Regions from separate parts of the Homo sapiens genome. Here region 2 is linked to region 1. Evidence: read pairs that join two places in POLR2A ChIA-PET (ENCODE). Cell type or tissue: GM12878. All regions are shown on one strand.

Region 1 (4,000 bases):
GTGAGATCATTTCAGCAGCAGGAGGAAAATAAAACTCTTTTTAGCTAAATCCAACACAAAATCATTCAGAAATCCCCTTGATCAATAATTTCAGGAGCAAAAAAAGAAGTCACAAGCTTACACTTGAAAAATTATTCATACCTACTACAGTAATGGTAGCAAACTCTGAAACAGTGGGACAAACCCTAGGCCAAATGCTAAATAAATCCTGTGCTGTGCCAGGTAGGAGATGCTCAGAGAGATCTGGGCCCTGCAGCCTGTCCCACAGAGCTGAAGGGGAAAGAGCTCACTAATGGGACACAGAGCTGCCATAACTCGTATTGGTGGAGTGGTGGGACTAACGGAAATCGCTAGTTAAATGACACTTTCAAAAACCCTTTCAAGGGAAAAAACTTCATCCTTTTCTTTCTGGGAACAGAGGATAAGGAGTAAATCCAGCCCTGCCTGGAATAATCAGGTGAGCTAACTGAGGTATACAGGAATGACAGCTGGACTTTCTGTCTCGCTAATGTGCAAACTCTTAAATCAGGAAAAAAGAAGGCACATGGTACAAATATAACCTTTCTAAGTCAGTATTTTATAAACTGCAAATTGTGACCCACTAATGGGAAATAAAATCAATTTATGAAACTTGACCATTAGTTTTAAAAAGTACAATGGAATGGAATAGAGTTGGAAAATATCAGAATGTTCACATTTTTGTGGGCACATGTATATGAATGGTGGGTCACAATATAAAATGTTTTCTTAACTCTAGGTTGTGGTTAAAAGTGTTTGAAAGTCCCTGCTCTTGGCTGGTGCTTCTCTTAAATGTGGTCCAGGGTTCCCCATATCAAAATGATAGTTCAGATAAAAATGTAGCTTCTTGGCTGGGTATGGTGGCTCACACCTGTAATCCCAGCACTTTGGGAGGCCGAGGGCACCTCAGGAGTCAGTTGTTGGCCAGCCTGGCCAACATGGTGAAACCCCATCTCTGCTAAAAATACAAAAAAATTAGCCTGGTGTGGTGGTGCACACCTGTAATCCCAGCTACCTGGGAGGCTGAGGCAGGAGAATTGCTTGAACCCAGGAGATGGAGGTTGCAATGAGCCGAGATCACGCCACTGCACTCCAGCCTGGGCCACAGAGTGAGATTCCGACTCAAAAAATAAAAATAAAAATAAAATAAAAAATAAAAATGTGGCTTTGTGGCACCACCCCTAGAGATTCTGATTGAATAGGTCGGGGGGCGGGGCTCAGGAATATGCATTTCAGAACTGCAGATGATCCTGCTGCAAACTAAATTTGAGACACAGATGATAGCACCTCCAGGGTTGCAATGAATAAATGTAAAGATTTATTTGTCATTTCACTTTCTGGCATGCAGAAGGATTCTCCATGATTAGCATTTCAGGGAAGATCTTAGTTCTGGATAAAAAGTAGTGTAGCATAGTAGTTAAGAGGGTTTCTGTGAAGTGAGATAGATCCAAGTTGGAATCTCAGTTTGCCATTTATTAGATGTGACATCTCAGGAAATCTCAATTACTTTGTATAAGCGGAATCGGTAACTGTAGCTACCACATAGAATTAAAAGAATTACATGAGATAAAGCAGCTGGTGCATAGTAAGGCAGGAAATATTAGCTATTATTATATTTAAGAATCCACAACATTTTGAGAAAAACGCTATTCAACTTAATTTGACAGACATTAATTGAGTGTGCAAAGAACTATGTTACGTGCTTATGTAAATGCAAAGATAAAAAACAGCCCCTCATTTCACGGAATTTACAATGCTATAGTCATTTTTTTTTTTTTTTTTTTTTTTTTTTTTTTTTTTTTTTTGGAGACGGAGTCTATCTCTGTCACCCAGGCTGGAGTGCAGTAGTGCAATCTCAGCTCACTGCAACCTCCACCTCCCAGGTTCAAGCAATCCTCCTGCCTCAGCCTCCTGGGTAGCTGGGATTACAGGCACACACCCAGCTAATTTTTGTATTTTTAGTAGATATGGGGTTTCACCATGTTGTTCAAGCTGGTCTCAAACTCCTGACCTTGTGATCTGCCTGCCTCGTCCTCCCAAAGTGCTGGGATTACAGGAGTGAGCCAATGCGCCTGGCTGGTGATAGCTTTTAATAGCAGAAAATCTTACAGATTACTCAATCTAGCTCTCATTTAACAGAAGAGGAAACTAACACTTGAGAGTCTAACTAAGCAAGTTGCCCAGAGTCGTACAGATAGTTAAGTGGAGGAGTCAGACATAGAACCTGGGAACCCGAACCCAGGCCACCTGGGATCCTTCCACCAGAGCGGATCTCAGTTCCTGGATAAGAGAAAGCCCAATCTTGACAGTGGTGTGCTGGTAAATATTAACAACCAGCTCTGTGTTGGGAATATGTGTGTATGTGTGTGTATATATATTATATATAGAATATACGATATTATATATGTTACATATGTATGTAAGTTTATTCTAAACTTTACTAATATAAAGGACATATAGCACACAGTTTACTAATGATAATAAAATATACAATATACTTTATTATAAATTCCAACTGATTCTCACAGAATGCTTTAGTTGATTTTTGCTCAATTCCTATATCCATAGCCAACCTATGATTGCAATTAACTATAATTTGACAAACAGAGTTGTATCTCAATCCACTAACTCTTTTTTAAAAATTGTGGTAAAATAGGCATAACAGGCTGGGTGCGGTGGCTCATGCCTGTAATCCCAACATTTTGGGAGGCTGACATGGGTGGATCACGAGGTCAGGAGTTCAAGACCAGCCTGGCCAACATGGTGAAACCCCCATCTCTACTAAAAATACAAAAATTAGCTGGGCGCAGTGGCAGGCACCTGTAATCCCAGTTGCTCAGAAGGCTGAGGCAGGAGAATCGTTTGAACCCAGGCGGCAGAGGTTGCAGTGAGCCGAGATCACACCACTGCACTCCAGCCTGGGTGACAGAGTGACACTCTTGACTCAAAAAAAAAAAAAAAAGGCATAATATAAAATCTGCCATCTTAACAACTCTTAAATGTATAGTTCAGTAGTAGTATTAAGTGTATTCACACTGCTGTGCACCCAATCTCTAGAATTTTTCATCTTACAAAACTAAACTCTATACCCATTAAATGACAATTTACTCTCTTCTCCCCTCAGCCCCTGGCAATCATCACTTTACTTTCTGTTTCTATGAATCTGACTACTCTAGATACTTCATATAAGTGAAAAAGAGTATTTGTCTTTTTGCGACATTTTTAGCATAATGTCCTCAAGATCATCCAGGTTGTAGCACATCACAAGACTTCCTTCCTTTTTAAGGCTGGATAATATTCCATGGTATATACATATACCGCATTTGTTTATCCATTCATCTGTCAAAAGATACTTGGTTTGCTTCTACCTCTTGGCTATCATGAATAATGCTGGTATGAACATGGGTACACAAATATCTCTCCAAGACTCTGTTTTCAATTCTTTGGATATATACCCAAAAGAGGGATTGCTGGATCATACAGTAGTTGTATTTTTAATTTTCTGAGGAATCACCATACTGTTTCCATAGTAGCTACACCATTTCCCATTCCCACCAGCAGGGCACAAGGGTTCCAACTTTTCCATGTCCTCACATCCTTGGCAACACCTATTTTCTGCCTGTTTTTTTTTTTTGTTTTTTTTTTTTTTGAGATAGGGTCTCACTCTGTCACCCAGGCTGGAGTGCAGTGGCACAGTCATGGCTCACTGCAGCCTCCACCTCCTGGAATCAAGCAATCCTCCTCTCTCACCCCCCAACTTCCCCCCTCCCACGAATAGCTGGGACTACAGGCACGCACCACCAGGCCTGGCTAATTTTTTTATTTTTGTCATTAAGTCTGACATGTGATCTACTATTAAGCTATCTTCCACCATCATACAGATTATATTCATTAAATTAAAACCTTTTTTTGGTTCAGCACACTTAAGTTCAAACATAATAGTCAATACTGTGATTACTGAATCAGATAACAGTTTTCCAAT
Region 2 (4,000 bases), 330 kb after region 1:
GAATGGCATGTTGTACACCAAAGACAGAAACTGATGTATAATTTTTAGAACTATCTACCAAAAGGACCTTCCTGGGTCCCTGATATTAGGCCATTGTGGCTGCCCACAAAATGGACATCTTTATCTTTGTGTTTATTCTTTTTCTTTTCTTTTTTGAGACGGAGTCTCGCTCTGTCACTCAGGTTGGAGTGCAGTGGCGGGATCTCGGCTCACCGCAAGCTCCGCCTCCCGGGTTCACGCCATTCTCCTGCCTCAGCCTCCCGAGTAGCTGGGACTGCAGGCGCCCACCACCACGCCCGGCTAATTTTTTGTATTTTTAGTAGAGACGGGGTTTCACCATGTTAGCCAGATGGTCTCGACCTCCTGACCTCGTGATCCACCCGCCTCGGCCTCCCAAAGTGCTGGGATTACAGGCGTGTTTATTCTTTTTATCCTGCCATCATGTTATTGACAGATCGCCCTGATCTTTAAAAAAGCAAATAAATAAGCAATATTTTTTAGATTTTAAAATTTGAAACACATAGATAAATCAGTTTATTAGCCATCCTCACTGTTCCATGCATGAAACTCATGAAAATTATTCTGTGTGCAGTGGAAGAAGATAAATCAATTTATTTTATTTTATTATTTATTTATTTATTTTTGAGATGCAGCTTAGCTCTCTCACCCAGGCTGGAGTGCAGTGGCTCAATCTCGGCTCACTGAAAACTCCTACTGCCATGTTCAAGCAATTCTCCTACCTCAGCCTCCCAAGTAGCTGGGATTACAGGCACCCGTCACCATGCTCAGCTAATTTTTGTATTTTCAGTAGAGACCAAACCATGTTGGCCAGGCTGGTCTCAAACTCCTGACCTCAAGTGATCTGCCCGCCTCGGCCTCCCAAAGTGCTGGGATGATAGGTGTGAGCCACCATGCCTGACCTGAGAAATTAATTGTTAAGCCTTAAAAATTAGTGCAAGTTTTATATAGTTTGCCTTAGTTTCACATTCAAAGAAATTACTCCTTGACATTATTACTGCTACTTGACAGGGTCCTGATCTATAATCATATAGAAGAGGCAATCATTATTATAAATAATATTTTGAAGGTCTCAAGCCATTCTAGTGATAGTGGATTTTAGAAAATCTCAATATAGTTAGGTAAGATTTTTCTGCTCTTACCTAGTAAAAATCAGTGATTAAATAAGAGGATATCTAATGGAAGCTAAAGTTTATTGCTTTTTGAAAGGGGTTATGCCACCTCCATTGTGAAACTACATTTCCTTAAATTGAAAATAGGGGATGTATGTCTTTTGTTTATATCGACTTTTCTGTTTCAGTCTGCTCTTACTGCCAAACAAAATATTACAGACTGTGTGGTTTAAACAAAAAACAATTTATTTCCCATAGTTCTGGAAGCTAGATGTCTAAGATCAGAGTGCCAGCGTGGTTGAATTCTGATGAGGGCCTACTTCCTCACTTGCAGACAGCTGCCTTCTCTCTGTGTCCTCACATGACAGAGAAAGGGAGGAGGAGAGAGAGACACAGAAAGAGAAACTGAGAGAGTGCGCACGAGAGAGCAAGCTCTTGCTTTCTGGTATCTCTTTTTTAAGGGACACTAATCTCATCATGAAGACCTCACTCTCATGACCTCATCTAAACCTGATTACCTCCCAAAGGCCCCATCTCCAAATATAATCACACTGGGGCTTAGGGCTTCAACATGTGAATGTGAGCTCATAGCATTGACTTATTTTTTTCATCTCTTCATATAGACTACTGGTAGCAGATGAGAATGAAACATAAATGAAGCAAAGAATACATTTCAACATAAGTTCTGTAAAATTCATTCACCAGTCATAAAATTTTATTTATCACAAATCTTTTCATAAGCTTATTCTCTTCAATATGGGAAATTATCGTTCAGCCAGGGATATGTAAAATTGGCATAGTAGAAAGACTAATGGCTTTTCAAAGGTGTCCACATCCTAACCTCTGGAATTTGTGAGCATGTTTTCTTACAGAGCACAAGGCACTTGGCAGATGTGATTAAGGCTACAGAATTTGAGTGGGGAAATTATACAGGTAGGCTCAATCTAATCACATGAGACCTTAAAAGTGGAGGAGATTGAGAAGGTCAGAGAGATTCAATATTAGAGGGGCTCAACCCACCAGTGTTGGCTTTGAAGATGCAGGAATGGGACCTCTAAAGGCTGGGAATAGCCCTCAGCTGACAGCCAGCAAAGAAACAACTACCTCAGCCTATAACCTGTAACCAAAAGGAACTGAATTCTGCCAACAACCCTAATGAGTAGGAAATAGATTCTCCCCTAGAGCCTCCAGAAAGGCATATGGTCTGCCAACACCATGATTTTAGTTCAGTAAAACCCATACTGGACTTCTGGTCCACAGAACTCTAAGACAATGCAATTGTATTGTTTTAAGCCACTAAATTTGCTATAATTTTTTATGGCAGCAAAACCCAAAACAAAACACAAAAACACACACAAAAAAACCTAACACCATTTGTTATGAATTAAAGACCTCAGTTTCCAAATTCTAAAAAGTCACCCAAACATGGCAGATTTTTCTAATCAACGAGAATAGTTGACACTTATTTTAGCAACTATTCTAGGACCATCACAGACATTTTTTGAATCACTGTAGTACTATGTTCTTTGAAAGCAATTACATATGATCCCTCACTTATGATGGTTCAACCTATGATTTTTCAACTTTATGATGGTGCAAAAGTGATATGTATTCAGTAGAAACTGTCCTTTGAGCACATATCCAACCATTCTGTTTTTCACTTTTACTATAGTATTCAATAAGTTATGTGAAATATTCAATACTTTATTATGAAATAGGCTTTGTGTTAGATTATTTTGCCCAACTGTAGGCTGGGCAAATGTATGTAAATGTTCTGAGCACATTTAAGTAGGCTAGGCTAAAGTAAGGTGTTCGATAGGTTATGTGTAGCAAATGCATTTCAGCTCACAATATTTTCAATTTATGATGGGTTTATTAAGATGTAATCCCATCATAAATCGAGGAGCATCCGTGTATCATTTTGAACTATGGCTTTTGACGTATTTCTAGGTGAGCTGGGAAACACTATGTCAGATTAACAGCTGGATTGGGAGAGTAGATAGGTCATGCTCAACACCAAGGAATAGAAGTTAGTGGAGGCATTCTGGAAAATTCAGAAGTTGTATAGAGTCTGAAGTCCTTAGTTCTTCTACTAAAATATTCCTTATTAAAGAAAACTGTGCTTGATTTCAGAGCACGACTCTAAATCCACGGTATAGTTGGATTCACATTCATCATGTAGCCCCCTCCTCTTTTTTCTTAACTTTCTAACTTTCAAGATGAAGACATTGAATACAAAGTCAAAGGTGACCCAGGTATTATAGTGTTGTTTTAATTACCTGGGAGCAAAGGTAAGCCACCTTGAGTGGACTTGTTTTAACACACTGAGGAGCTATCGGTAGGTTTTGCCAGATTAAAAACAAAGAAAAATTGGCATCAAACATAAAAATATTCAAACAAGAAAAAAATTTGCCAAATAATATTTTAGGCTACTTCACTAAGAAGCACTTTGGCTTTTGGTAAATGGATGAGGAATAAAACTAGAATCACGAGAGAGATTATTTCATGTCAGGCAAATTATTAGAAATACAGAGAAAATTAAATGATCTACTAAGCAGTCATGTGACTTAGTAGGCTATGCTAAACTATGATGTTTGATAGTTTAGATGTAATAAATTCGTTTTCAACTTACAATATTTAGGCTTACAATATTTCAACTTATAATATTAATATAGTGAATTAATTTTCCATCAGAAATTTTGAATCTGGGCAATGCAAGTTATTACCTTTGTTACCCTGGACACACTGAGCCTTGAACTTCATTTTCCTTATCCATAAAATGGGAATAATAACAATATTTGCCCTATTTATCAACTATGGCTCAAGGGAGAGATACTATGTGGAAAATAGTATTTTAGCAAACATAAAAT

Evidence for each region. ChIA-PET counts read pairs that join two places held together with the same protein. Peaks named below come from ENCODE experiments on the same cell type or tissue, not always from the same donor. Only the 100,000 strongest peaks of a DNase experiment are listed, where the experiment ranks them.
Region 2: POLR2A ChIA-PET joins it to region 1 with 8 read pairs; 2 of 35 experiments call an interaction of 5 or more read pairs at or near these places.

The regions. Positions count from the first base shown.
Region 1 is chr6:82,399,466-82,403,465 of GRCh38, reverse strand. No RefSeq gene overlaps it. Among named protein-coding and RNA genes, the nearest start is that of TPBG, 38 kb to the right of the region's middle. In GM12878, no CTCF peak of the experiment used is centred here; no DNase peak of the experiment used is centred here.
Region 2 is chr6:82,064,693-82,068,692 of GRCh38, reverse strand. All of the region lies in intron 2 of LINC02542 (long intergenic non-protein coding RNA 2542), which reads left to right. All of the region lies in intron 2 of LOC107986617 (a long non-coding RNA gene), which reads right to left. Among named protein-coding and RNA genes, the nearest start is that of LINC02542, 35 kb to the left of the region's middle. RefSeq lists an enhancer at 1,572-1,651. In GM12878, no CTCF peak of the experiment used is centred here; a DNase peak (open chromatin) is centred at 1,532; H3K27ac peaks cover 418 bases.